Regions from separate parts of the Homo sapiens genome. Here region 2 is linked to region 1. Evidence: chromatin loops called from intact Hi-C (ENCODE). Cell type or tissue: endothelial cell of umbilical vein. All regions are shown on one strand. Each heading gives the region's core, and the rest is flanking DNA. Links, peaks and the distances in the headings are about the cores only.

Region 1 (15,164 bases), core at 6,505-9,004:
CCTGTCCTCCCCAGTTCTATGCTTCCGCCACCCAGACCTCTCCCATCCCCAAACTTCCTGTCTTGCTTTGTTAGGTCGTTCTCTCTGCCCACTGCTCTTGGCTCCACTCTGACCGTCAAGGTCCATCTCAGGCGCCCCAGTTAGAAACCTCCTTCTCTCTGCCCCTTCGCCTGCGCCCCTCCTGGACACAAATCACAGATGTTGGGGTCCTGGAGTTCCGTGTGTGTGCGTGTGCGCGTGCGCCTGCCTTCTTCCTGCCTTCTGGCCAGGGCATCCCAGGGCTGGGACTGAGTCTCATCTTCTCAGGATCCCCTACTCCCTGGATGGACAGGGCCTGGGCCAGGGTGGGCATTGGTGAATGCCTGATACGTTGAATCCACTTCCTCTAAATCACAGATTACTGGAATATATACAGTGGAAGGGCTTTAGGGAAACCTCAGCCACTGCACTCATATTCAGACAGGGAAGCTACAGCCCACGGAGGGCAAAGGCACTTGCCAAGGTCACGCAGCAAACTGGAGCGGGAACCTCTGGGTCCCCACCAAAACTTATCTGTCTTTGACCCCCGCAGGCAAAAGTCCCCCTTGAGGAGACAGGGAAACATTCTTGACTGAAAAATTCCTCCTCCATCCAACTGAGATCCAACTGGTCTCCAACTGCAGCCCCAGCTCATACCCCTGGGATGTGCCTCATTCTTTGATGAGCCTTTCTTAGCCATGCTAAGTAGCCCTCCAAATGACCAGTTCTTCCATCTTACGGATCGCCCAGATCCTTCCCTTCATTTCCCAGGTGAAGAAACTGAGGCTCAGAGAGAGAAGCAGCTTGCCCAAGTTCACACAGCAGAGCAAAGTCTAGAACTCGGCCCACAGGTGCAGTGTGCAGAAACCCAACCAATGACTTACCTGGTTTTCAATTTTTCTTGGGTGGTCCTCACAATCATGTCCTGCCGGCTCTCCTGTGGGGTCTCTCTGCTGTCCAGCATGCTGGGGTCCCCGTGTGGGCAGCCGTATCCAGCTCCAGAATTGCGTGGCATCTGCCTCGGGCTTCCACTGAAGACAGCTCAGTCACCCACTGAGAGAGGCTAGCCTTGAGTGAGCAGTGGGGGTGGGCATGGGGCAGGGGAGGCGGCAACTAGAGTGACCCAAAGAGGCTCATTTCCTCTCTATTTTTAGAAGCTCAAAAAAAATTGCTCCTCAGTGAAGTTTCTCAGAATTAAAACTTTCCTTTTCTTTGTGGTTTTGTTTCTCTCAAGATGAGGAGAATTTCAATGAAGCCAGTGTTCTTTTTGATGCAAATCCGCTCCGCTTCTCCCAGGAGGTCTGGCCAATGGGCTCAGGGCTTCTGGGCCCCCAGAAAACCTCCTCACTGGCTTTAAAAGGTCATAGTGGTTCTCAGCACAAATCCAGACCCAGATCCTGAAGTGGCTGCTACCCCTGGCTGCATACACTCTGCAACCTTGACTTGCGGTCTGCCGAATGCTGCCCTGGGAGGGATCTCACCCACTCAGTCCCCCTCCCCCAGGTCCTGCATGGAGGCTGGAGACCCAAGGAGGGAGCCCACCCCGGGGGAAGGAAGGAGACATTTCCAACACTGAGACCACGCCACATGGTCTATAGAAGCAGTTGCACTGAAGACATGATAGAGGCAACCGAGGAATGTGACTTTCCAGGGACACATGAATAGAAGCCTGGATCTGTCCCTTCTTCTAAAGGAAAGAAGCATGTTAAGGGGGGCGGGGGGGTTTCAGGCAGCCATAAAGAGATGGGAAATTCACACAGGACAAGGCCTTTTTCTGAATACCAAAAGTCTCCCCTCTAAGACCATGTATTCATTCCCCAGGGCTGCTGTAACAAAGTTCCACAAACTGGATAGCTTCAAACAACAGAAATGTATTCTCCCACGGCTCTGGAGGCCAGAAGTTGGAAATGAAGATGTGCGCAGGGCCACACTCCCTCTGGGGGCTGTGGGCAGACTCTTTCTTTGCTTCTCTCCCAGCTGCTGGGGGTCACTGGCCATCCTGGGTGTTCCTTGGCTTGCATGTGCATCTCTCCAGCCTCTGCCTCTGTCCTCACGTGGCTGTCTTTCCTCTGTGTCTATGCCTTAGTACATTTTCTGTTGCTATCACTGAATACCTCAGACTGGGTAATTCATAACGAAAATAGGTCGGGTGCGGAGGCTCATGCCTTTAATCCCAGCACTTTGGGAAGCCAAGGTGGGAGGATTGCTTGAGCGTAGGAGTTCAAGACCATCCTGGGCAACATAGTAAGACTTTGTCTCTTCAAAAAATAAAACAGAATTAGCTGGGTGCCACGCCGTGGTGTGCACCTGTGGTCCCAGCCACTTGGGAGGCTGAGGTGGGATGATCACTCAAGCCTGGGAGGTTGAGACTGTAGTGAGCCATGATTGCACCACTGCACTCCAGCCTGGGCAACCAGAGTGAGACCCTGCCTCAAAAATAAAACAAACAAACAAATTTAAAAAAACACCAAAACACACACACACACACACACACACACACACACACACAAAGAAATTGATTTCTTAAAGCTCTAGAGGCTGGAAGTCCAATATTAAGGTGCCAGCATCTGGTGAGGGCTTTCTTGCTACATCATAACGTGGAGGGCATCACATGGTGAGAGGGCAAGAGCGTGGTGCCAGCTCAGGTCTTTCTTCTCTTATAAAGTTTCCAGTTTCAACATGGGACCCCGCCCTGATGACCTTGCCTAACCCTAATTACCTCCCAAGGGCTCAACTTCCAATCAACATATGAATTTTGAGGTTAAGTTTCCAACATATGAAATTTGTTGGGAATTTTCCCACCATAGCAGTCTATGTTCCTATTTTCTCTTCTTACATGGACACCAGTCATTGGAGTAGGGCCTTCCCTGATGCCAAAGAACCTCATCTTAACTATATCTGCAGAGACCCTATTTTCAAACAAGATCACATTCTGAGGCTCTGGGTAGACATGAATTTGCTGGGGGACGCAATTAAAATCCATATACATTGTGTACAGGAGGTGTTAGTGGGGATACCTATGAGATGTCCCCAAGAAGAAATAGGTCCAGTTGGGCCACAGGTGATGCTGTCTGGTGAAGGCAGGTGACTGAGAAAAAGCTGGGCTGCCTTCTAACAAACTCAGGGCACAGGCCACAGGCCCCCAAATGCTGCCTTCCTAATGCTGTTGAAGGTACACTGAGCAGGTCGTCTGGGGTCTAGCTGCAAGGCCTGAATCTCCCACTGACACGCCCTCAACCACGATCTTGGGCAGATCTCGGCCCTCTCCTGGCCTCAGTTTTAACTGCTTGAATCATGAGGGTGATGGCCTGAGGTGGGCCAAAGTGGCCACCAGCTCCAACTGGACGTGAGAAGGTGATGGGGAGTCCTTTGCCCATGGGCTGATTGGAGGGATCGAATGAGTCACCACTGTAAGTGACAAGTCAGTGTCTCCCCACCCGAGGAGAATCATAATCAGAGAAAAAGACATAGAATGCTCAGCTCTGAAGTTCAAAAGCCTTGGTCAATATGAAAGCCTGGGAAGGTTCGGAAAAATGTGTAAGTTGTTCATTCCCAACTCCCCTTCCTTCCCCATCCCTCAGATTCTTATAGATCCAGGGAACCAGGAAGGGGAAGAGAGTCCAAACAGAAGCAAGGCCCTGGGGAGGGCCTTAAGAAGACCTCCCTTGGGCAGATCTTCCAGGTCTGAGCATATCAGGGACCTGAGGTGGCCCAAGAAAGCGACAGGGCCCCAGAGTGCTCAGCGCGGGCCACAGAGAAAAGATGGCTTCAAGGAACCAAAAGCAAAAAGGCCCGGCACACCCTCTCGCCAGGGCAGGCAGTGAACTGAGGGTCAGGTGGCTGCTGGAGGAGAAAGTTGGTGGGCTGGCAACAGAGGCTGATAGGAACAAGGTCATTCTGCAGTCACTGCGAGGAGGGCTGACCCCACCTGGGAACCAGGACAAAGGCAATATATCAACAGAAGCTCAAGGCTGGGACATGGTGCTGAAAAGGTCAGGCTGTAGTGGAGTCTGATTTGGCTGAACTTTTTAAATGGTTCATTTCATTTTGAAAAATAAATACAAGCAATATGCCAGTTATGTCCAGATTCCCTCTCTACTCTCTCCCCTGGTTCTGTCCCCAGAGCTGCCCTGTGTGAGCCTCCCTTGGGCTCCCGGCCTCTGGCCTCTGGTTGTCAGGCCAATGCCAGGTGGTGGCAGGACAGCAGAAGGTAGAGAGAAAGAAAGGTTGGAGTTTTTATTCCTCTCCTTCCCTCCCGGCTGGCCACACTTTTGGCAGCAGCAGCCCCTCCAGCCAGCTCTGGCCTCAGGGGGAACAGTTCCTCCCCAGCTCCTTCAGGTCAGAAGTGTCTACCTCCCTGCAGCTGCCTCACCATCCCCTGTGGCTCCCTTAACACTGTCCTCACCTGTCCCTTCATTTTCTTCACCTACCACTTTTAAGGGGCCATCTCTTGCAGAAAGAACCCTGATTGATACAGTGGAACATGAAAATGTACAAAGGGGACTAACTGCTTGATGGGTATGGGGTCTCCTTTTGGGGTGATGAACATGTTTTGAATCTAGATAGAGATGATGGTTGCACAGCACCGTGAATGTACTAAATGCCACTGAATTGTACACTTTTTTTTTTTGAGACAGGATCTCATTCTGTTGCTTAGGCTGGAACGCAGTGGTGCGACCGTAGCTCGCTGCAGCCTCAAACTCCCAGGCTCCAGTGATCCTCCCACCTCAGCCTCCTGAGTGGCTGGGGCTACAGGCATGTATCACCATGCCTGGCTAATTTTTAAATTTTTTTTGGAGAGACAAGGTCTTGCTATGTTTCCCAGGCTAGTCTTGAACTCCTAGCCTCAAAGGATCCTCCTGTCTCAGCCTCCCAAGGTACTGGGATTATAGGTGTGAGCCACCATGCCCAGCCATGAATCCTACACTTTAAAATGGTGAATTTAATGTTATGTGAATTTCACCTCAATACAATGTTTTAAAAAGTACAAAGGGCTTCATAGTAAAAATTAAATTTTCCTCCCACTTTTCTGTCCCTCTCCCCACCATCCTTCACTCATTTCTTTTCTCCAGAGCCACCACTGTTAAAAATTTCTTTTTTGCATCATTCTAGAAATATCTTGGATATATACAAATGCTAACATATGGCATACACAGTTTCGTGTCTTCTTATACTTGACAACATTTGCTGGAGAACTTTTCATATTTTTGCCTGGAGAACTTCCTGGTTCTCTTTTTGTGGGGTAGGTACAGCATTCCATGGAAGGGCTGGCCCGAGATGCATTTCAACAGCTCTGTAGGATGAACATTTAGGTTGTTTTCAGTCTTTTGCTGTTACAGATGAAGCTGTGATGAATAATCTTATCCTTGCGTGGTTCGTACTTGAGCTAGTCTATCTCTAGGATAAATTCCTAGAAATGGGACGCTAGGACTTGACTAAGTTTAAACTTGAAAATGACCGAGTTTTTGCGAAACTCTTATTGGGTCGGGGGGTCCTTGCTCCCAGAGCTCCCAAGATGGTGGCGGGCCGCTTCCAAGATGGTGGCAAGCCTTGTGTTCTCTGACCTGGGGTTCTTGGCCTCATGGATTCCAAGGAATGGAATCTTGGGCCATGTGGTGAGTGTTATCGCTCTATTAGAAGCCGTGGATCACGGAAGAGAACCGTGGAACCCAGTGACTAGCGTTCAGCTGGATTAGGACAAACCTGGGCACCTAGCTGTGCAGGAACAATGGCAAGCCTTTAGCCGGATCGGGAGCGGCAATGGGTGCCTCATTGGATCAGGAGCACAGTGGACACCCTGCCGGATCCAGACGGATGGCAGTCAGCAGCGGGTCTGCGACAGCGGCAAACAGCAGTGGTGGACGGCGAGCAAAAGCTCAGCTCGAGCGGTAACAAACATGGACCAGAAGAGAATTGCAAGATTTTTTTTTTTTTTTTTTGAGATGGAGTCTTGCTCTGTCGCCCAGGCTGGAGTGCAGTGGTGTGACCTAGGCTCACTGCAAGCTCCACCTCCTCAGGTTCACACCATTCTCCAACTCAGCCTCCCGAGTAGCTGGGACTACAGGAGCCCGCCACCATGCCCAGCTAATTTTTTTGTATTTTTATTAGTGACTGGGTTTCACCATGTCAGCCAGGATGGTCTCGATCTCCTGACCTCGTGATCTGCCCGCCTCAGGCTCCCAAAGTGCTGGGATTACAGGCGTAAGCCACCGTGCCCCACCAGTTGCAAGATTTAGTAGAGTGAAAACAGAGCTCCCATACAAAGGGAGGAGACCCAAAGTGGGTAGCCAGTTGCCAGCTGGAATGCCTGGGTTTATATCCCGATTGTCGTTCCTCCTGCTGTGCTCTCAGGCAATAGATGATTGGCTATTTCTTTACCTCCTGTTTTTGCCTAATTAGCATTTTAATGAGCTCTCTTTATTACCTGATTGGTCAGGTATGAGCTAAGTTGCAAGCCCCGTGTTTAAAGGTGGATGTGGCCATCTTCCCAGCTAGGCTTAGGGATTCTCAGTCGGCCTAGGAAATCCAGCTGGTCCTGTCTCTCAAAACCAACAGATTAAATGTCCTGCCATTAGGAGGAAGGGTGGAGAGCTGTAAAAAAAATTTTTTTTCCATTGAGTTACAGAAAATAAAACTGCAGTTTTGCCCACCTGAGTTTGTCGATTGAGGAAGTTTGTGCCTGCTATGCGTGTAAGGCCAAATGCCTCTGCACCAGCCTCTACTGTCATCGAAGTGATTGCTGCCCTCACTGGTTTTCAACTTCAAGAATTGGCTGGGTGTGGTGGCTCATGCCTAGCACTTTGGGAAGCTGAGGCAGGTTGACTGCCTGAGCTCAGGAGTTCGAGACCAGCCTGGGCAACACAGTGAAACCCCATCTCTACTAAAATACAAAAAATTAGCTGGCGTGGTGCTGTGCACCTGTAATCCCAGCTACTCAGGAGGCTGAGGCAGGAGAATTGCTAGAAGCCGGGAGGCGGAAGTTGCAGTGAGCCAAGATCACGCCACTGCACTCCAGCCTGGGCAACAGAGTGAGACTCCATCTCTTAAAAAAAAAAAAAAAAAAAATCAAGACCACTATTTTCCAATCAATTTCTTTACCACCTTCATTAGTTTTGCCATATTTGGTTTCCCCAGGGGTATAGTACATTATTTACTATTTTTCAACTCCATTTTATAATTTAAAAATGAAATAGCTTTATTCTAAGCAATTGAAGAACTTGTTATATAAATATATACAGATATTTCCCAATGCATGTTGAAATTAACATGAAACTACCTTTTCTTCTTTCTTTTTGAGAGATTGAGGGGGGGGTCTCATCATGTTGCTCGGGCTGGTCTTGAACTCCTGGGGTCAAGCAATCAGCCTGCCTCCCACAACAAAGAGATATTAAGTGTTTTGTTTTTGTTTTTAAAAGCCTTTAAAAAGGCTTGGGTGGGAGGGTCATTGCTGTATGTTTTCAGCATTAGCTTTTCTGGGCCACTTTTTTGTTATCATGCGTATGTATTACCAGGAGACGATTTTTTTTTTCTTTTTAAATTTCAAAATACTGCACCTGGGGCTCTGGATTGAGGCCTCGCAGTCGTCTCTGGGTGCAGGACGAGCAGGAGAACAATGGGCCTCTGCTGACCCCTGCTGGCCAGAGCGCCTCCCACCCACCCAGGTCTCCACAGGACTGGGATCTTGCGCCACTGCCTCCATCCCCAGAAACAGCCGTCCTTCCTCCCCTGCCCCCAGAAGGCCTCCGGCAGCCACCACAGTGTGCTCTGGACATCGAGTCTGGGGCCCGGCTGGGAGACCCTTGTGCTCCAGAGGGCGCTGAGGCTCTGGGCTGCATTTGTGTCCCCTCTGGCCCTGTCTACATCGAGTGGGTGGGGTGTGAGTCCTGGGATCAGAGTATCCTCCAGCTCTAGATAAAACCCGACTTTGGAAGGCCAAGGTGGGTGGATGACCTGAGGTCAGGAGTTCGAGACCGGTCTGACCAACATGGTAAAGCCCTGTCTCTACTAAAAATACAAAAATAAGCCAGGCGTGGTGGTGGGTGCCTGTAGTCCAAGCTACTCGGGAGGCTGAGGCAGGAGAATTGCTTGAACCCAGGCGGTGGAGGTTGCAGTGAGCCAAGGTTGCACCACTGCACTCCAGCCTGGGTGACAGAGACTCTGTCTCAAAAATAAATAAAATAAAATAGATAAAACCCAGAGATTTTTGGAGATTCAAACTCCTCTCCCAGGGACTCACATTCTCTGAGCTATGGGTCACCAGGGCAGAGCTTTCCTGAGAGGAGGGGCAGAAGAACGTAGCACATAGAGGATTCTAACCTGCCAGGACTGAGCTGGGAGTGGGCAATGGAGACCACGGAGGATGGAGGCCTTTGGAGGATTAGGGAAGGAGGAGGAAGGGAGGGAACCCAGATGTCTGGGCAACCTCTGCAGAGGAGGCACCTTCTTTTCTCACCTGGAAAGACCTGGATCAAGGGCCACGTGACCCGTATTCTCCAGATCTGCACCATATAGGGCAGGGGTGGAACACACTGGTTTTTGGATTTGCACCATGACCCAAGCCAAGTCACCTCTCTGAGTCTCAGTTTCCTCCTCTGTAAAATGGAGAGTCCTGATTACCAGGGGCAGAACCCCTAACTGAAACCAGCAGAGACAAAAAGGACCACGAGATGATGGGTGCAATGCAGGACAGGGTGAATAACTAAACACAAAGGGGCGAGGGGTGCTCTGCCACTGGGAAGGATCCCCCTTCTCCACCTCCCTTATGAGGGAGTGAATCTCATGGCTCACTCTGCACTGGCTCCCTCCTGTGGAGAGACCGGGGATAGGAAGACAGCCGTAAGTTCCCCGGCTTTCTCCCCTCAACAGAATGGTCCAAAGTGCAGCACACACAACCTGTCTGGGTCACCTACATGACATAGCAAAGAGCTATGTTTCCTTGTGCAATGAAGAACAGCTCAGAAATGCAACTACCTTCTATTTATTTGCTTTCCTTCCTTTTCTGCCTCATGTCTTTTTTTTTTCCCTGATTCTTGTGCCCTAGAATTCCACTTCCAATAAAGCCTTAGGACATAAACTTTGCCTTGGGCTCTGTTTTCTAGAGCATCTGGGATGAGATAGATGCTTATAAGCTGTTTGACCTTGGATACATGACTTAACCTCTCTGTGCTTCAGTTTTCTTATTTGTAAAATGGAGTCATGATTCCTAGTTCATGAGGTTGCAGTGAGTTAAGTCTACTGAAGGCACTTAGAGTGGTATGTAAACATCCAGTTAGAATTCATTGCCAGGTGCAGGGGCCTACACTTGTAATCCTGGCACTTTGAGAGGCTGAGGGGGGATTGCTTGAGTCCAGGAGCTTGAGACCAGCCTAGAGACCTTGTCTCTACAAAAAAAAAAAAAAAAAAATTAGTTGGGCATGGTGGCACATGCCAATAATCCCAGCTACTCAGGAGGCTGAAGCGGGGAGGACTGCTTGAGCCTGGGAGTTTTAGGCTGCAGTGGGCCAAGATTGTGGCACTGCACTCAGCCTGAATGACAGAGCAAGACCCCGTCTCAAAAAAAAAAAAAAAAGAAAACAGAAAAAAAAAGTTTTCGCTGTTTTTAGTATCCTCGGGCCTGAGAATGCTCTGGACATTGGGACAGAGGCAGCTCATTGGCAAAAAAAATGGAGATTTGAATGACTCTCCAGGGATCTCATCACGACAGAGCCACGCAGCTGAGGATGTCTGTTGCTACCCAGGCTGCACCTTCCACGCTGGCTGCCCCTGACCTTAGGCAGTGGCCTGAGGCTGGGGAAGGAACACTGGATTGAGAGTCAACAGGACTTGGTTCCAGCTTGCATGACCCTGGGGGAAGCCTCCACATCGCAGAAGCCCAGTTTCCTCACCTGTAAATGACTACATTGATTGAACAGAAACCCAGTGAGCACTTAGCCCAGATGGGGTCTGTGAATGTCACACCTGGAAGGGCTTAGAAACACTTCTAGCATTCTGCCTTCCTTTTAGATGAGAAAACTGGGGCCCTGAGAGAGGAAATAACCTGGCCAGGGCGAGGGAGAGGACTTGTGGATTAGACAGGGACAGAGGAGGTGTGGCAGGGGGAGGGGATATGCAAATTCCTTTCTCAGCGCCTGAGCACTAGCCTGGGAATACCTGGGAATAACTTCCTCTGGCACAGACCCCCAACATCAGGGACCTCAGAAAGCGGTATCTTTTCTGAATCTGGGGACCCCTCCAGGTTCGGCTTGGGCCAGCGGATGTGGCTGGGAATGGGAAGCCAAGGCCCAGGAGTCCTGGCAAACGGCCCAGACAGCCAGAAGCCAGGGCCAGCACAGGCTGGGGCAGATCAGTGCTGCTCACCAAGGGGCTGGACAGCCAAGCATGAAGAACTTGCTCCCCTGCTCAAACCCCATGTCCTACTTAATGACAAACTTCTAAGGCCAGGAAATGGGGGGCTGGGGGAACATCTTCAGCTGAGCCAGGCTGGGGCCCTCTGAGATTCCAGCTGAGTGTTGCCCCCACCCTCCTTGTTGATGTCCAGAGGGCAATTGCTGGGAAGAAAAGAGTGCCCAGATGAGTTTGCACTCAGGTGTGAGAGGTGCTTCCTGGACTTCCAGAACAAGGGAGGAGAGGGGAAGGAGGAGACACTGGTGTCCAGAGCCATGCCAGACATTCACCTCCAAGGCTTCATGTGTGCTTCATGACAGTCCTGCCAGAAGGCATTATTATAACCCTCCATTGTGCAAATAGGGACCTGAGAGGGCTGCGGCATGCCAACGTGCCATAGTAAGCCAGTTTCAGAACATACACAGGGTGACCTCTGACCCAGGCCTCTTATCTCCAGGGCCAAGGGTGGGGCAAGAGCTCAGAGGAGGGCTCTGCAGCTATAGGGTGATGAGTGCGTGGTGGTTGCATTGACCGTGGGAATGGGCCTTTCTCTGCTTGTTCTCAAGGAGACCAGAGGAACTCATCGTGCAGGGCAGTTACAGCTGAATGAATTCGTGCTCTTTTCTGTCATGTTACCCAAGGCTCTAAAAAAGTTTTTTTTTCCTTCTCCCCAAACAGGAATTTGATCACCCCAATAGACCACTCTTGCCTGGTAGGACTTTGGGAGCTTCATTATTTATGAGGGTCTCTCTCAGGCAGAACCCAACCAGACCTTGCCCCCACTCCAAGATAGAGCAAAGCCCCTATCACAGCCTGGAGAAGAGCTGCCATCCTGGATGCTTGGGAACAGCTGGAGTCAGCCTTGATCAGCCCTCTCTGAGGACTCAGGAGGGTCCTTGGCAAGAAGAGTCGTCCCATCCCCAGGAACCATCAGCATCTCTGATGTCCTTCAGAGCCTGAACATCTCGGTAAAGAACATTCACACTGCAGGGCCATGAAGGCCAAAGAGAGTGACACAAAGAGACACAAAGCCCTTTAGTTGCTACTTGAGGGCTGGGCCCAGGTAGAGATTGCAGACACCCCACCGCCTCCTCCCACTCCAGCTTCCCACATTTATCTCCTCTGGGAAGCCTTTCTAGACACCCCCACATTCCCCAACTTCCTCATATAGTCCATGGAGACTCCCCCACCGCCTGCTACTCTCAGCTAAACTGCCACTTCTGCTCAGCTTGGAGCCACAGGAGCCTGGCTTCTCTGCTGGCCTCGTGGTCTGACCACACTCAGACAGATGCGCATGAATAAATGTGACCATGTATCCATCCCTCCAACACAAATTAACAAGCACCTATCATTTGCAGGGAACACTTCGGGGGCACAGGGATGAATAATACTGGCGTACCTATGTGTCCCGAATTGGTGGGTTCTTGGTCTCACTGACTTCAAGACTGACGCCGCAGACCCTCGCGGTGAGTGTTACAGCTCTTAAGGGGGCGCGTCTGGAGTTTGTTCCTTCTGACGTTCGGATGTGTTCGGAGTTTCTTCCTTCTGGTGGGTTCGTGGTCTCGCTGGCTCAGGAGTGAAGCTGCAGACCTTCACGGTGAGTGTTACAGCTCTTAAAGTGGCGTCTCTGGAGTTGTTCATTCCTCCCCCGGGGGGCTCGCGGTCTTGCTGGCTTCAGGAATGAAGCTGCAGACTTTCCAGTGAGTGTTACAGCTCATAAAAGCAGCGTGGACCCAAAGACTGAGCAGTAGCAAGATTTATTGCAAAGAGCAAAAGAATAAAGCTTTCACAGCGTGGAAGGTGACCGGAGCGGGTTGCCACTGCTAGCTCGGGCAGCCTGCTTTTATTCTCTTATCTGGCCCCACCCACATCCTGCTGATTGGTAGAGCCCAGTGGTCTGTTTTGACAGGGCGCTGATTGGTGCGTTTACAATCCCTGAGCTAGACACAAAGGTTCTCCACATCCCCACCAGATTAGCTAGATACAGAGTGTGGACATAAAGGTTCTCCAAGGCCCCACCAGAGTAGCTAGATACAGAGTGTCGATTGGTGCATTCACAAACCCTGAGCTAGACACAGGGTGCTGATTGGTGTGTTTACAAACCTTGAGCTAGATACAGAGTGCTGATTGGTGTACTTACAATCCCTGAGCTAGACATAAAGGTTCTCCAAGGCCCCACCAGACTTAGGAGCCCAGCTGAGTTCACCCAGTGGATCCCGCACCCGGGCTGCAGGTGGAGCTGCCTGCCAGTCCCGCGCTGTGCGCCTGCACTCCTCAGCCCTTGGGTGTTCGATGGGACTGGGCGCTGTGGAGCAGGGGGTGGCGCTCGTCGAAGAGCCTCGGGCCGCACAGAAGCTCACGGAGGGGGTGGGAGGCTCAGGCATGGCGGGCTGCAGGTCCCGAGCCCTGCCCCACGGGAAGGCAGCTAAGGCCCAGCGAGAAATCGAGCGCAGCGCCGGTGGGCTGGCACTGCTGGGGGACCCAGTACACCCTCTGCAGCTGCTGGCCCGGGTGCTAAGCCCCTCATTGCCCGGGGCCGGCAGGGCCGGCCGGCTGCTCTGAGTGCAGGGCCCGCCAAGCCCACGCCCACCCGGAACTACAGCTGGCCTGCAAGCGCCTCGCCGTAGCCCCGGTTCCCGCTGGCGCCTCTCCTTCCACACCTCCCGACAAGCTGAGGGAGCCGGCTCCGGCCTTGGCCAGCCCAGAAAGGGGCTCCCACAGTGCAGCGGTGGGCTGAAGGGCTCCTCAAGTCCCGCCGGAGTGGTAGCCCAGCCAGAGGAGGCGCCGAGAGCGAGCAAGGGCTGTGAGGACTGCCAGCACGCTGTCACCTCTCGTAAGAAGTTACTAGAACTCCAGCTAGGAAGTGAGCCTTAGACATAACCAGCGAATGAAACAATACTGTTTTGTAAATCAAGTTTTTCTTGTGTCCCAGGCTCTGTGCTAAAGCATTTTATGCACATTCTCTCATTCAGTCCTCATGCAACCTTATCAAAACCACTATTATCGTTTTTTATAGACCAGGACACTAAGACACACAGATATTAACTTGCCTAAGGTGGCCAAAGGGGCAGCAAATGACAGAGCCAGGCTTTGCACCCAAGCAACACCACCTGTCAGAGCCACCAGCCGTGTATGGGACTGAGGAGAGACGGCCACTCTCACTGGCAGGATCAGGAGTGGCTTCCTGGTGAAGGTGACTTGTCAGTGGCGCCAGGATTGAAGGCACTGAGTTTTGGGCCATGAGAATTCTAGGAACAAAGGTAGAAAAGTGCAAGGCACATGGAGTGACTGAGGAGGACGGTGCCAGGCCAGGAGAGGAGGGTGTAGACCTGGATTGAGTGGAAGGAAATGCAGTTTCATAGGCTAGAGGCCTTGCTGCCAGGCTAAAGTTTGGGGGCTTGTGCTAGGCAGAATTATGGCCCCAAAGATGTCCATGTTTGGCTGGGTGCAGTGGCTCACACCTGTAATCCCAGCACTTTGGGAGGCCAGGGTGGGAAGATTGATTGAGCCCAGGAATTAAAGACCAGCCTGGGCAACATAGCGAGACCCTGTCTTTACAAAAAATTTTAAAAAGAAAATTAGCCAGGTGTGGTAGCGTGCACCTGTAGTCCCAGGTATTTGGAAGGGTGAGGTGGGAGGATCGCTTGAGCCATGGTTGTGCCACTGCACTCCAGCCTGGGTGACAGAGTGAGACTCCATCTCAAAGGAAGGGAGGGAGGGAGGGAGGGAAAGAAAGAAAGAGAGGAGGCCGTAAGCCAAGGAATGCAGGTGGCTTCTAGAAGCTGAAAAAGCAAGGAGACAGATTATCTATCCCCTAGAGCCTCCGGGAGGAATACAGCCCTGTGAACACCTTGATTTTTAGCTCAGTGAGACTTGCTTTGGATTTCTGACCTGTGTGATAAGTGTATGTTGTTTCAAACCACTAAGTGTGGTCATTTGCTAGAGCAGTTACAGGAAATTAATACAGCACCCTTACCTGAGCACCACATGGGCACTGGGGCTTCCAGCAACATTGTCCGATTGGCATTTTAGAAAGCTGGATTCAAATATTTACCAAGCTTTCTGCATGCCAGGACCATGCTAGGCCAAGGGGAGATAGTGCAAAAGAGAGGTGCAGCCCCTGCCTTGGGTGGGGCTGTAGCATCATTGGAGGCCACTCCAGCTGCCACACTGGATTAGAAGACAGTGCAGGATGAGCAGATTATCACTAACTGGCAGCCCAAACAGAAGCAGTTCCTAACTGGCAGCTGCAGAGCTTTTGTTTAATTGAGAAAAGACTTATCTGAAGGGCTCAGAGGAGAGCACTTTTCAACAGCTGTGCCAGAGCCAGCCCAGCAGCCACGTGGCTACAGCAAATTTATGCCATGGCTGTCCACTGCCCTTTCTCAGCAGGGCAGCCTAAGGGTCTCATAGGAATGAGGGGTGGGGTGGGGTGGGGGTCACCTGAGGTTTCTCAAAGCACCAAGCAGGAGTCTCCACTGGTGGGAGTAGTGTGCTGGAAGAAGGTAAGAGGGGCATTGAGGTGCCACCCCCAGCCCATACCCCAGTTCCACTCCCAAGGGTATATCCAAGAGAAGTGTGAACATACATGTGCTAAAATATACACCCCAGAATGTTTGTGGCAGAGTCATAATAGCCTCAAACTAGAAGCAACCCCAATGTCCACCAAGAGTAGAATGGGTGGCTAAACTGTGGTATGTTCCTACAACAGAACACTGAACAGCAATGAGAATGAATGAGCCATCATGAAACCCAGCAACATT
Region 2 (15,164 bases), core at 6,847-9,346, 330 kb before region 1:
AGGAAAGGCAACCTTCAACTACAGGGCACGAGGCTGTCAGATGGTCAGGGCTTCACCTAGGATGATGTACAGGCTGGCCGGGTGACCTATGGGGCCATGGCACGTGCCTCGGAGGCAGTCAAGGACACCTTCTGTTTCCATGTCACAGCTCCACCATTCCCCCTGCTCTGTACCCTCTCCATCCACATTGGTGATGACCCAGACGTTCACATCCTCACCAATGTCCTCCCTCATGGTGCCTGAGGGTGGTGAGAGTGTCCTCTCTGCTGCCTACCTCTTTGTCAAGAGTCTCAACAGTGCCAGCTACCTCTATGAGGTCATGGAGCGGCCCCGCCATGGGAGGTTGGCTTGGCATGGGACACAGGACAAGACCACTATGGTGACATCCTTCACCAATGGAGGCCTGTTGCGTGGCTGGCTGGTCTACCAGCATGATGACTCCGAGACCACGGAAGATGATATCCCATTTGTTGCTACCCGCCAGGGCGAGAGCAGTGGTGACGTGGCCTGGGAGGAGGTACGGGGTGTCTTCCGAGTGGCCATCAGCCGTGAATGACCACGCCCCTGTGCAGACCATCAGCCGGATCTTCCATGTGGCCCAGGGTGGGTGGCGGCTGCTGACTACAGACTACGTGGCCTTCAGCGATGCTGACTCAGGCTTTGCTGACGCCCAGCTGGTGCTCACCCGCAAGGACCTCCCTTTGGCAGTATCATGGCCATGGATAAGCCCACGCGGCCCATCTACTGCTTAACCCAGGAGGACCTCAGGAAGAGGCGAGTACTGTTCATGCACTTGGGCTGATCATGGCGGGATCCAGCTGCAGGTGTCCGATGGGCAACACCAGGCCACTGTGCTGCTGGAGGTGCAGGCCTCGGAGCCCTACCTCCGTGTGGCCAACGGCTCCAGCCTTGTGGTCCCTCAAGGAGGCCAGGGCACCATCGACATGGCCGTGCTCCACCTGGACACCAGCCTCGACATCCGCAATGGAGATGAGGTCCACTACCACGTCACAGCTGGCCCTCGCTGGGGACAGCTACTCTGGGCTGGTCAGCCAGCCACTGCCTTCTCCCAGCAGGACCTGCTGGATGGGGCCGTTCTCTATAGCCACAATAGCAGCCTCAGCCCCCGTGACACCATGGCCTTCTCTGTGGAAATGGGGCCAGTGCACACGGATGCCACCCTACAAGTGACCATTGCCCTAGAGGGCCCACTGGCCCCGCTGAAGCTGGTCCGGCACAAGAAGATCTACGTCTTCCAGGGAGAGGCAGCTGAGATCAGAAGGGACCAGTTGGAGGTGAGGAGTTGGATGTGGTGAGCGGGGGTGTGGGCCAGGTAGAGGGCCTCCCGCCCAGCCTCCATGCCAGGAACACGTGTGACTTGGGCTGTGGCTGTGGTGGCTCCAGGTTGCATGTGTGCACGTGCCTCAGATGTGCTCCCGTATATGTTGTGCTCCCAGGAGTTTCTGGGGAGCTTGCTATACACCCATCCTCCTGGGAGTTGTGTGCGCCTCCAGAGGTTGTGTCCACTCATGTCCATGACATGGCTGAGCATGCAGATTCCTGGACCCCACCCAGCCCTACAGAATCTCTGACGTGGAGCCCGAGAATCTCCATTGCAGTCAGTTCCCTGGGAGGACATCACGGGTCCTGAGCTTTGGGGATTGCTGACCGTGGAGGCAGGCCGCTACTCCTCAGACCCTCATGTCCCCCACTCTTTTCTCAGAGCCCAGACCAGGACTAGGAGGTCTGTCAAGGGCTTCTGCCCACCCAGGAACCCCACAGAGCAACCACGGGCCCTCCAGCAGGCTCACTGACTTGCCCTGTGACCTCAGGCCAGTCCTTGCCCGCTCTTGGCCTTACTCTCCTACACTGCTCATTTCGGAGACCCTTCTGGTCTGCATGTCTGGAGCTTGGGGCCGACAGCAAGCCAGCAGATCTGGAGTCAGGAAGGCCTCGTGGGAGGAGGCAGCGTTTGGGCCGGGCTCTGAAGAGCACAGGCCATCAGGAGCAGAGAATGGGGAGTGGTATTCCAGGCAGAAGGAACATTCCGGGCAAAGGCATAGAACAGGAATGTGAGTTTGGGGGTGGTTTGGCCTCTTGTGGCTGGCCCATCAGGTGAGGGAGCCCGTGTGGCCTTTGGGGCGTGAGCTCTGTAGGGCCTGAGCTGAAGGCGGCTGTGCCTCCAGGGGGGTGGGGCGGGGCGCCCTCTGATGGTCCTGGGTGGTAATAGCAGGGGCTGGGGAGGTGCTGCCTGCAAACCAGCCTCAGGCCTGACAGATCCTGAGCAGGGGGACCTGTGTGTGTGCGTGTGCACACGCGCATGTGTACATGTGTGACCGCGTCAGCGTATGATGAACTTGTGTGTCTGTGTCACTGAGTCTGGGGACATGTGATTATGCACCTCCCTGAGGGAGTGCCTCTCAAGCTGTGTGACCGACCCCCTGCAACCGTGTGTGGGGTGGGCATTAACACGTGACCAGCAGCCGGGGCAACCCAGTGAAACCCCATCTCTACACAAAAAGTTAAAAATTAGCCGGGCACGACCAGGTGCGGGGGCTCATGCCTGTAATCCCAGCACTCTGGGAGGCCGAGGCGGGCAGATCACGAGCTCAGATCGAGACCATCTGGCTAACACGGTGAAACCCCATCTCTACTAAAAATACAAAAAATTAGCTGGGCCTGGTGGCATGTGCCTGAGATCACAGCTACTTGGGAGGCTGAGGTGGGAGGATCCCTTGAGCCTGGGAAGTTGAGGCTTCAGGGAACTGTGATCACACCACTGCACTCCAGCCTGGGTGACAGAGTGAGACCCTGTCTCAAAAAACAAAAACTGTGACCAGCTGCATGTCTGGCGGCTGTGTGTGTGAACCCACGTGTGTGTTTGTGTGTCTAAATGAGCAGTGATATCTAGAGGAATAAGTGGGGCAAGATCAAGCCTGTTCCGGCTGCTTAGGGCCACAGTGGACCCCTCTGAGACCCCCTCTGTGGTCATGTGAGTCCTCATGACCTCTTAACCAGGCAGCCCAGGAGGCAGTGCCGCCAGCAGACATCATATTCTCAGTGAAGAGCCCGCCGAGTGCCAGCTACCTGGTGATGGTGTCACGTGGCGCCTTGGCAGATGAGCCACCCAGCCTGGACCCCGTGCAGAGCTTCTCCCAGGAGGCAGTGGACACAGGCAGGGTCCTGTACCTGCACTCCCGCCCTGAGGCCTGGAGCGATGCCTTCTCGCTGGATGTGGCCTCAGGCCTGGATGCTCCCCTCGAGGGCATCCGTGTGGAGCTGGAGGTGCTGCCCACTGTCATCCCACCGGAGGTGCAAAACTTCAGTGTCCCTGAGGGTGGCAGCTTCACCCTGGCCCCTCCACTGCTCTGCATCGCCGGCCCCTACTTCCCCACTCTCCCGGGCCTCGGCCTGCAGGTGCTGGAGCCACCCCAGCATGGAGCCCTGCAGAAGGAGGATGGACCTCAAGCACCTTCTCCTGGAGAATGGTATGCCTGTGAGAGAGGCCCAGGGGCTGCAGCCCGGCTCTGGGGGCAGAGTAGAGGGAGCCCCAGGGACTCCCAGTCTGGGGGTTATACACAGAGAGGAGACGGGGAGTCACATTTCAGAAGCACCTATGCTTTAAATACTGTATCTTCTTTCTTCCTTACAACTCCTCTGGGAGCCAGAACTTATGGTCCCCATTTTCCACCAATGGAAGCTGAAGCCCTAAAAGAGTCAGTCTCCTCCTGCACCCAAAGGCAGGGCATGAAGGGTGCTGCTGAGGCCTGACTGCCATCCCTGGGCCTGCCCCTAGGTGGAAGAGCAGCTGATCCACGTACGTGCACGACGGGAGCAAGACACTGACAGACAGTTTTGTCCTGATGGCTAACCCCTCCGAGATGGACCACCAGAGCCATCCTGTGGCCTTCACTGTCACTGTCCTGCCTGTCAATGACCAACCCCCGGTCCTCACCACAAACACAGGCCTGCAGGTGAGAGTATTCCTGGGACCACCCCCAATTTCTGCTTCGAGAAAGAGGCCTGCGTCCCCTACTTCATGACACAGAACTCCCCCTCTCTGAGCCTCAGTTTCCTCCTCTGCAAAATGGGGACGCTGCCGCATGCCTCATGGGGTTGTTGGAAGGGGAGATGTGAGATTGTGCTGAAATAGAACACAGGTGGGAGATTTTGTTACTGGACACTTGCAAGTGCGGTAGGCAGACTTCCGAGTGGCCACAGGTGGCTCTGCTGTTCCTTCTCCTGTGGCTCAGAACCAGAACACCTGACAGAGTCACTTACAAACCCTTAAGGGCAGGCATCAGGGCGGGAGACATTAAGCTTCCCACCTTCACCCCAGCAAGTGAAGGCCATGGCTTGGCTCCCCAAACTCCTGCCCCTTGTGCCACAGCAGAGCAGGGCCCCCATTCTGCAGAGGTGGAAGTTGAGGCCCAGACGTGGGATGGAACTTCTCCATGGTTGCAAAAGTAGTTCTGGTGGAACAGAAAGGGCATGGCTTTACAAAGCCCACATGGCAGGGCTTTGAACCCCAGCTTCTGGGGTGTGTCCTCCCTGGTCAGCAGGAGCCACTGAAGGTTCCACAGGAGGGCTGACTTGGGCTGTCTCTGACCTGGGGCACCGAGGGAACTTTGGTGGTCTAGGACGTGCCCATAGAGGGTGGCCTCATGGTGCAGAGGCCACAGAATAGTGGGACACAGCACCCTAGAACCACAGGCCAGGACGGCTGTGTGGCAGCATGGCCACCAGGTGGTGCCATCCACCCGTGTTTGCTCCGGGAGCCCAGTGCTGGGGTCCTGCCCCCCACATTATGGCCCCTCCTGCCAGGGCTGGGCCTGAGGGCTCCCTGGGGCCGGGGGAGGAAGCCCAGGAATGCCAGAAGGCTCTGTTTTCCAGGCATGTGAGTCCCAATGCAGCTCTGCCCGCAAGTAATTGACCCAGCAAGACTGGTACCAGGACCTCAGGAACAGGCGCACCTGCTCTGCTTGCAAGTGGGAGGCCTGAAAAGGGGTCCCCTTTGCCCAACATGAGGAGGGCCCCTAACTGCTCTGGAAGCACCTGGGCCCATCCCACACTGATTCTGTGCTGCAGAATAGTGCCAACCATCAGCCCCCCACTCTCTGCGCCATGCATCCCTCCCTCAGCTGGAAGGAGGGCCCATTTCTAAAATCACCATTCCCACCTGTGCCCAGCCCCGGCCAGGCACACACGGAGGCTCTGAAAGGAGACCCCTGCCCCACCAGTGAGACAGATTAAGGAGCACTGTTGGTCAGCGCTGGGGGTTTCTGGGAGTGAGAACTTGGTGAGGGTAAGAGCTGGGGTCTTTCTGGGTAGGGGACATAAGCTGGCCTTGAGGGACACGCAGGACTAGGGCAGATGGAGAGCAGGGAGGCTGGGCCTGGAGGGTGACCTTCCCTGGGGCCTTCCCTGGGGTGACAGGGAAGGTGAATGTGGGAGGCCCTTTGTGCAGGGGAGCCAGAGTGGCGCCAGCCTCGATGCCACCCGAGGGCCTGAGCCACAGCAGGACTGGAGCCCTGGTGGCAGCCCAGGGCCAGGAAGGAAGGGGTGGGTGAGTGTGGCAAGGCAGAACCTTCACAGGCCTGTGTCCCCAGATGTGGCAGGGGGCCACTGCGCCCATCCCTGCGGAGGCTCTGAGGAGCACGGACGGCGACTCTGGGTCTGAGGATCTGGTCTACACCATCGAGCAGCCCAGCAACGGACGGGTAGTGCTGCGGGGGGCGCCGGGCACCGAGGTGCGCAGCTTCACGCAGGCGCAGCTGGACAGCGGGCTCGTGCTGTTCTCACACAGAGGTGGGTGCTGAGGGCCGGGCCTCGGGTTCCTGCTGCCCACGGGGGTGCCCTGAGATGGGGAGCCGGCTCGGGCCAGCCGGACCCAATGCCCCTGTCCCCAGGAACCCTGGATGGAGGCATCCACTTTGGCTTCTCTGATGACAAGCACACTTCCTCCGGACACTTCTTCTGAGTGATGGCCCAGAAGCAAGTGTTCCTCTTGCTGGAGGGCAGCTGGACACTGACTGTCTGCCCAGGTGGGTGTGCTGATCATGGGCGTTCCTGGGTGCCGGGAGCTGGGGCGGAGCTGAGGGTGGCATGCCAGGGTCATGCTGCCTCTCTGCAAACACAGGCCTGGGCCTGGATCTCAAAGGGTGATGGCCCCTTGTGCCTCTGGCAGGGTCCATCCAGCCACTCAGCAGCCAGAGCCTCAGAGCCAGCTCCAGCGCAGGCACCGACCCCCAGCTCCTGCTCTACAATGTGGTCTCGGGCCCCCAGCTGGGCCGGCTGTTCTCACCCAGCAGGGCAGCACAGGGGAAGCCCTGGTGAACTTCACTCAGGCAGAGATAAGGGCCCCACTCTGCAGCTACCACTCAGATGCCCCCAGCCTCAGGTGGCCGCTGTGCCATGGACATCATGTGGACATGGGTGCCAGCTCCAGCATCACTGGCAGCAGACACCCCCAGGCTGGCCATAGTCCAGGCCCTGGTGTCCTGCCCTCCAGGAGCTGCCACACTGGCAGGGCAAGTTCATGTTCCCAGAAGGAGGGAGAAAGATGCAGGAAGTCAGGGATACAGGGCCCTAGAGCAGGGCTGTGGTCTTGGGGTGTGGCTTCCAGAAGGAAGCTACAGCCAGACCCGAGGGTCTGGAGAGGGGGCACCATGTGGGGGCACTAGTGGCACCCCAGTAGCTGGCAAGGGGTAGTGCTTGGTGGGGGATGGAGTTGGAAGTGAAGCAGCTGCTGGGCCTGTGGGCAGAGGTGTGAGCCTGGGGCTCAGGTCCGGTGCCAGCCAGAGGCAGAGTGGATCCTAGGGGCAGATGAGCTGATGAAAGGCAGCTGAGTCAGTCAAGAGGGTGAAGCCGCTGTTCATCCGTCCTGGTGGCTTCAGAGACCACCAGGAAGAACTAGAGCTCTCAGCCATGGGTAGCAGCAGACTCTGTGATAACTGTGCCATGGGGGCCAGCCCAGTCATCGCTTAAATGAACACCTCTCCCTGAAGGCACAACAGGAGTTGTTCCATAGCAGGGCAGAGCGGGGCAGACTCTTCCATGGGCTGTCCTGGGCAGGTGGTGCACCTGATGCTCCCACCAGGAGGCTGCGTGGGCATCTGGACCCAGCACATGACAGTGAGTTCTGGGTAGGGCGCGTTCTTGCGGGTGCAGAGCTGACTCTGTCACTCAGGAGCCACGGCACGTGATACTGCCCCAAGTACCTCCAGAGGGGTCCCCCCGCCAGCCCTTGAAAATGGCAGAGCCCACCCCTAGCCCCCTTTCCTAGCTCCCTTGCTGGGCAGGGACCTCGTGAACCTGGCACTCTCCCTCCTGAGAGGCGCAGATGGTATTCAGCAAGTGCAAAGCCAAAGTCCCCGCCCAGCAAGTGGCTCAGATGGGGAGCCTTTGGACAGCTGGAAGGAGGTGGCTTTGACAGGTGGAATGAAGTCTCTTGGGCTTCTCACATCAACACCCCCCAGTGCCGGGTTCTGTATTTCCCTGGCTCCCCACTCCTGCTATGGCCCCCTCCCCACAATGAGATATTTGTCAGGCTGGTGTCTATAGCTGCTGCGTACCCTCAGTTGCTGGGAGCCTTTGTCAAGAATGCCCAAGAATGGGGAGGGCACAGGACCAGGCCATCAGCAACCCTCTTGCACTCTATAGTCCCACGTTACTCAGAGCTTCCCCGTGCCCCAGAAATATGAAGGACTAGATTGAATGGGCACCAGGGGGGCAGGCTGGCAGTGCCACCCAGGAAAGCGGGGAAGAGGCTATGTGGGCTACCTGGCCCACTCAGGGAGGAGGGCAGGACTGGGTATTGTCTTGACAGCAGCCCTGTCCCACAACACTGAACTGGGCAGGGAAGGGGTCAGGCGTCCCCCTGACATGGGGCTGGATTCCAGAGCATTGGACCTGGCCACCAGAATTGGCCGTCTCCATCCAAGGCACTGGGGCCATGGGTGCCAGAGCCACATGTGGCTGAGCTGGCAGAGCCTGCCCCCCAGGGAGCGCTGAGTCCCGGAGGTGGTCATTTCTGGGGAGGGGTCTGTGGGGCTCATCCCACCTGCCCCCTTCTTTCCAGCACTTGCATGGCGCTTCCCTCTATTTTCACTCTTGGCGGCCGCCCCACACGTTGCATTCCTCCTCCTTTCTTCTTCTCGCTGTCCTCCATCCTCCATTCCATCCAACTCCTCTCCCAGCCCCCGGGGAGCCTCCCTCAGGTCAGAGAGTCTGAACCCCGAGATGTTCTGGGTGTGTGGATTTCCTTCAGCTACCCTGATGTCCCCATTTCCAAGTCCTGACTCCTTTGAGCCATCCCAGGGGGTGTCTGGCCACTGGCCCACAGGAGCAGAGGCCAGGCTGCGACTGTGAGCATCAAGGTGTGTGATGTGTGTGTGGGCTTGCACACGAGTGTGAGTGGGAGAATGGCACCAGGCCTGGGCTAGGACAGAAGCAGCTGGGGAAGGAGCCTGGGGGGCATGGGCAATCTGATTTTTCCTCCACCCCTGCCCCTGCCCCCGCCCCACCCTACCCTGTCTAAACCAATGTGGTAGGGGTGGCTGCAGGGGCAGGGACGGGAGTGTCTGAAGCCTGTTTCACTCCCAAAGATTTCTAAGGAAAAGCGTTCTGCATCCTCTGGCTTGGCCTTGTTGGCCCATGGCCCTCTTTCAAGGACATTCACTCTGATTCCCAGTGTGCCATATCCACTGGCCACGTTCTCTAAGAAAGAACAATAGCATCTGTTTTTGTCTCCAAATGACTGTAGGGTAGGGCTGTGGGTTCAGCGCCCATAAACCAAAATGAGGCAGGGATTGGGGCTTGCCCTATGATGCGCTGATGAGCAACAGAAATGGGTAGAGGCAAGCAGCATAGCACTGGGCAAGAGCACTGGACTGGGAGTCCAGAGATGCTGCTTCACCCTGGGGCTTTAGGCAAGTCCCTTTCCCTCCCAGAGCCTCAGCATCCTTTCTATCAAATGATGACTTTCTGCCTTTCTCCCAGGGTGGCCATGGGGATCAAGGGAGACAGTGGCCATAGGGATGCTGTGTTAACTGCAGATGTGGCCGTAGGAGCACTTTGCTAACTGCCAATGTGAGTTCAGACTCTTCAGAGTATTTGACACCCAGGTTTATGGTGAGGTGTGACATATGGGATGTAAGGTTTAATGCCTGCTCCGACTCCAGTCTTGCTAACACATGCGAAACATTTGGCAAATCATGACCCTCCCTTGGGGAAAAGAGCAGTCTGGGAGAGCTTCTCCAAGGCAGCCTGGCTTCAACGCAGTCCGGGGCATGACTGAGATAGAATTATGTGGCGAGGAATTGGAGGGTATCTGGGTACAGAGCTGCAGTGTGGGCAGAGGTGTAGTGTGGGCCGCATCCAGGACAGCCACTGGCCAAAGCAGGGAACAGAGACGGAATGAGGAAGAGCTCTGTGGGGAGGGTGGGGCATAGGGTGGAGAACCTTCAAAGTCCGAAGAGTATGACTTGTTGGGGCTCAATGCTGTAGGTAGTAGGGAGCCATGGAAGGCTCTTAGGTGGAGAAATGACAGCTGGACATTAGCGAGCAAGCCCTGTCTCCATGAGCAACACCGGTGGTCCTCTGAGCACGCCAGGCACGAGTGTGCAGGGAGCTGCTGCAAATGCCTCGGTGTGCGGGTGAGCTTCCGCGTTGTGACTCTGCCCATGTGTGTGCTTCAGTGTGCTGAGTGGCTGCACGCCCCAGATCTGTGCTGCACGTGCCAGCCAGTGAGGGTGCTGGGCACCGGGAGGTGGCGGGGAAGGAGGCGTATGTGTGTTGTGGACATGTGTGTTAGCGTGTGCATGCCGGCTGTGGGGCCTCACAGCATGTGTGTGCACACCCCGGCATGCGCATGTGTGTGTGTTCCACAACCCCAGGCCTGCCCCACCCATGCGTGTGACCTGCCATGTTGATCTGATGCTTTCAGAATCACTATCAGTGGCCCCTGAGGAGCATCAGCCATGGTAGGTACATGCCTCACCGCCTGCTGCATGAACGGTGTTCCCGCCCCGCTGCACCAGCTCCACACGGGGGCGCACCTGGGACCTCAGATCCAGGCTCCCTGCCCCTCCTTTCTGGAGCTGCAGATTTGCTCTTTCCTCTTTCTGTCCTGGTGCTGCTGGCTCTTTCACCTCCCTTCCCTGCAAGCCATGGGACTCAGCGCCACTGCCCAGGGCCTCCATGGCTGAGCCTGGGGGCTCTTGGAACAGGCTCCATGCCCAAGCTGGCAGACATGAGTGCTCTCTGGAGCTGTCAGAGAGGACAGAGAGCTTGTGGTTTATGGTGTAGGGGCTGGGAGCTTGGAGGGCGTTGTGTGTGGGGCTGGACTCTGAGGCGGCCAGAGGTCTAGGAATGCTGTGCCTGTCGTGCAGTCTGAGTCATGCTGCCAGGTCAGGGTATCCAGCTCCCAGCCTGGGAGTGCTGAGAGCCAAATCCACTGCAGAGCAGGGGTGATAGTCAGGGTCCCACCTCCTCTATCTGTTGGCAATCCAGTGGTGATCTAGGATAAAACCCTGAGAGTCCCATACACACGGTCATCCCACAACACACCTCACAGGCCAGACAGGGACACACAGCCCCCTTCCCTCCCTCTGAGGTACCATCATAGCTGCTAGCATGTGACCGAAGGCAGGGTCCCTGGCCCCCACTGAAGCACTATCGCCGACCAGCAGGCTCACGCACCTTGGCCTGTTGCTCCTAGGGGTCGCCTGTGCTATTCAGCCAAGGGGACCACAGTGCCTGCTGGCCCAGCTGAGCTCCGCCTAGTGAGCCCACCCGCCTCCCCTGCCACGGACTCTCCCTCTTCTGCTTTTCCCAGCAGGAAGGACCCAGCCTCAGCTATGAAACCTGCAGCCCCCCCACCCCGCAACCAACTGAGGCTCCCCTCTTAAAGTCTATGGCCAGTGGCATCCGGCTACCTGCCCTCCCTGCCTTCCCCAGGGTCCCTTCAGAGGACCCTGGACATTCTCACCGCCCAGAGGGGCCTCTGGCACTCACTCCAGCCATCCAGCCCTTATAGCTTCACCATTTTGGTTTAAGCAGTGTTCCTTCTCTATCAGGCCTGGTGGCTGTTGGGTGGGGCTCCCCAGGCAAGAGGTGGCCCTGGGCCAGTGGGTTGGAAGAGAGGGTGAGCAGAGAAGAGAGAAGCCCAAGGCGGCTGAGCATTAGTCTGAACTCTGGGTGCACTGCCTGGGTGCCATGGGAGAGGCCAGCATGTGTGGGCTGGGGAGGGCTGCCACAGCCCCCAGGCACTACCTGTGAAGCTCCGGCTCCTCCCTCCATCTTCCTCCCCTTTCCCTTCCAGCCCCTGTTTTCCAGGAACCATTGCTACACCCGCACCTGCACCCTCCCCACCCTGGCCCTCCCACAGCTGCTGCAGCGTGCCCGCCCGTACTCTGTGCTTGCCTCACCCGCTCTCTGCTTGCTTTTCTCTCTCCTATTTTCTCTCTGCTTCTCTCCAACTGCCAGCTGATTGGGTCAGGCAAGTCCATCCCGTCCCGAGAGCCCCAGCCCCACTTCGACCTCTAAACAGATCCTCCTCTTCTCAGAGACCTCCCTTTCCAAGCCTGCCTGGGCGGGTGTCCTGTGACTTGACAGTGGCTCCCCCAGCCCCAAAGCCAGCCCCCTTCATCTGTGACTTAGTCTGTCATAGTGGTGAGCTGACACATCCAGGTGTGACCGTTGCTGAAAACTTGGGCCCTTTCTGTGGTATGCCCCTGCCCTGTTCTATAAATATCTATAAATACTCATACATATATATACACCTACACATGGCTGACCGCCTTGCCTCTAGCACTGGGAATCAGTCACCATACTGTCCTTGTGGAATCTTGTGGCCCAGCAAGAGGAAGCTCTCCCCTGACATTGCCCCTCCAAAGTGTGCCACCTCCAGTGAGCCTCCCTGTCATGCCTGGCCTGTGGACAGCCAGCCCCCGCCATCCCTCCCACCCCCCACCAAGCATGGGGGTGCTGTGCAGGCAGCTTTGTGGCCTGACAGTCTCTACCAGTCCTGGTGTCCCTTGGCTGAGAATCAAACCCATTTCTGGATGATGGGGAATGTGTCCTCTGCTGGCTGTGTTCTCTGTGGAGCTCAGGGGAGGGAAAAGGCCAAGCCATTTCTAGGGTGCTGTTGGGAGTGGTGAAAAGGCCACACCTTTTCCAAGGGACACTTCCTGGAAAGCCCCTGGAGCTTAGCTGGCTCTTATCCTGTGAAGCTGGCTCTGGCCACTAGGGGGCAGGGCCATGAACTCAGCCTGGAGGAGCCTGCGGGGCAGCTGACACTCTAGAGGGACAGACAGAACAGGCCACCCGGTGCAGACAGGAGAGGGAGGCAAGGGGACGGAACGGAAGATGCCGGGGGTGGATGGAAGTCAGTGCCCTTTGGTGCCGGTATCTGTCTTCCCGGCCACCGCTAGATCAGGCTTCTGAGCCTGTTGGCTGTCAGGGTCGGACTGTGCCCCATAGGCGCCATGGCAGTCCCCATGCAATCCACCAGGTGTCACCAGGCAGCATACAAGTAACAGGCCTGGAAGGTCCCCAACAGCCCAGCTGGACATGCTCACTCTGGGGCTCTTCATTCAGTGGCACAAACTCCAGGACCCAGTGAGGGAAATGGGAACCCACCACGCTGAGCAGTATGGCTAAATCCATTTATTCCAAAATGGAAAGCAAAATAAACAGGAGTCGCATCACCAAGGCAGCCAGGACCCCATCCCCTCCTCCTTCCTCTGTCCTATGCTATCAATAAATAAGTTTCCCAGCCACAAATAATGATTAGAACCTCCTCCTCATATGCCAGCTCCAACCTCCGCTAGGTACTATACAGGGGGTGGCCCTACCACCCGGAATATACAAAATGTTACACAGATACTATATGTACACTGCGGAAGGGGGGCCACCACAGCAGCCCATGCCCTCGCCTGCTCTACGGTTAGCTCCACTGTCCCACCTCAGCTGCCTCTCTGAATAAGATGGGAGCCCCCTGAGGGAAAAGTTGCTTTGGTGAGAGTAGGGAGGCCATCAGGCCTCCTCCAAACAAACCAGCTCTACCAGCCTCTGGCTCTTAAATAATAATCATCATCATCCAGAAACTTAAGGACTCAGCCCTGGTCAAGGTGGCAAAGGGTCTGTTTTTCTCCCCCCATTAGACAGGGGTCTTGTCTTGCTACCCTAATGGTAAAGGGGTGACTGGGAAGGGTTGGTAAGAACATGGTAGGGATGGAGACTCCAGCCCCACTTCTCTGGGCTTATGCTGACAGAGACCTGCTTTTATTTTTATCCCTTGAGTTTTTTAAAAAAATCCAGTAACTTTATTCATAACTTTTTCAAAAACTTTTCATAAAACATTTTTCTACTTTTTTTCCACAACTTTTGCCGCAACTTTTCCACAGCATTTTTTATCCCATAACTTTTTCATCCCACAACTTTTTTTAATACCTGTAACTTTTTTGTTTGTGTTCTTTTAATAAACACACTTGCATAGTTACATTACAATTTTGTAAAAATAAAAACCGATTATCTCATGCCAAGCGTGCCCAGCATTTGCGCAGTCTCAATACCTTTAATACTATAGTTTTCAAGACACACAAAATTTTAAGGCAAAAACAGCACTTTGCAACAATTTAATAATTTATTACATTACAGTAGCATCACAGTAGCAGTGAATAATGCCACTTTAGGCAACAGTGTTTCCGTATTTCCATTATACATTCTGTTTACAGGAATTCATCAGTTGGTAAAAGTCATTCTAAGAAAACTTGGCAAATAAAGCCTTGCATTGGAATTGGCATTTCTCTACTTTTCCTTCCCCCAGTTTCTTTCTTTTAAACTACAGTATTCATATTTTAAAATGTTTTAACTTATTTTAAAACTTAAGATAGCAGTTACGTTTTTGAATAGTTATATTCTTTTAAAATGACTGTTTAAGATAAAGTTTTAGAGAAACTATACTATGGATAGCACTGATTTACATTTTCACATTTTCTAAATATCAGCTTTGGTTTTAGAACTGACTTTTTTTCATTTCTGGAAAGCCTATCAGGTTTAATCAAATACTTTAAAAATGATTATATATTGCAATCTTTAAATAGGTTTTTAATTCTTCCTACAGAAATTCAAATTTATTCAGTTGAACCCACACTTTAAAATTCTATGTTTCTGATTAAACTCTACCCTTCTAATGTTGCCTTCTAAGCAAATTGAAAGCTGCCTTATACTGAATGAGGAAGAGAACAAATACTTGGCTGAATGAGGTATTGCAAAGGACCGCATGCACTTTGAAGAAAGACTTAAGTTATTGTCATATGATTTGCATTCTATTTAATTTTTCTTAAGTATATGACAAAATACCTACACAAAGAGTGGTATTTCAGTTAATATAGTACATTCATTTTCCAGACTGACATTCAGCTTAAATATGCCAGTGTGTGATTTAATCCACAGGTACCTGATGAACACATTATTGTCAGATTGGTTACAGGTGCTAAAGGCTATCTGAAGGTCATTCCTAGTCGTTTATCTTTATCAGGGTAAAAGTGAAGATATAAAAATACCTTCAAAATAATTTATCAATGTATTAGGTAAGCCCACCTTCAGAATTATAAAGAAAAACTGTTAGACCAAATAAGGTGGCTAATTAACAGTGATATGATTTCTAGCCTGAGGGTCTAAATTGGACTTAAACTGTCTTTAAACTGAACTCAAAGAATGCAAAAGCAGCAAGTTCAGAAAATAAAAGGCAAGAACAGGTCTTTAAGTCCATTTTAAACCCTCAGGCTAGAAATCGTCCTACTGTTAATTAGCCACATTCGTTGGTCTAACAGTTTTTCTTTATAATTCTGAAACTGAGTTCATCTAATGCATTGATAAATTCATTCAATTTGGAAGAGTCAGTTGAAGTCACAAGGACTTAATATTTGCACTATTTCAGTGAATGCAGGCACATCTGTTATTCCATCTGTAAAATCGTATTATTGCTCTCCTATTAATGTCATATGTATAAAAGTATCGTGAGGATGTCAAGTGGTAAAAATGGAGATGGTCTAGTAACTAGAAATGCCCACCCCAGGGAGCGCACACGCATCTCTCCCTGCATCCTAATAATGTGACGTATTTTGGAACACAGACATTAGAACTTCATGAAATTT

What was found. Peaks named below come from ENCODE experiments on the same cell type or tissue, not always from the same donor. Only the 100,000 strongest peaks of a DNase experiment are listed, where the experiment ranks them.
Region 2: a loop joins it to region 1, with 18 times the contacts of the local background. A loop is called at or near these places in 13 of 110 quality-filtered maps.

What each region holds. Positions count from the first base shown.
Region 1 is chr15:78,233,469-78,248,632 of GRCh38, forward strand. It overlaps ACSBG1 (acyl-CoA synthetase bubblegum family member 1), which reads right to left and starts at 1,097. Exons shown (of 14, transcript NM_015162.5): 1 at 903-1,097. The coding sequence starts at 1,033. In endothelial cell of umbilical vein, for the core only: CTCF peaks have their summits at 7,661 (motif pointing left) and 8,827 (motif pointing left); a DNase peak (open chromatin) is centred at 7,643.
Region 2 is chr15:77,898,317-77,913,480 of GRCh38, forward strand. It overlaps the pseudogene CSPG4P13 and the pseudogene DNM1P9. Among named protein-coding and RNA genes, the nearest start is that of TBC1D2B, 170 kb to the right of the region's middle. RefSeq lists enhancers at 5,744-6,308, 6,309-6,873. In endothelial cell of umbilical vein, for the core only: no CTCF peak of the experiment used is centred there; no DNase peak of the experiment used is centred there.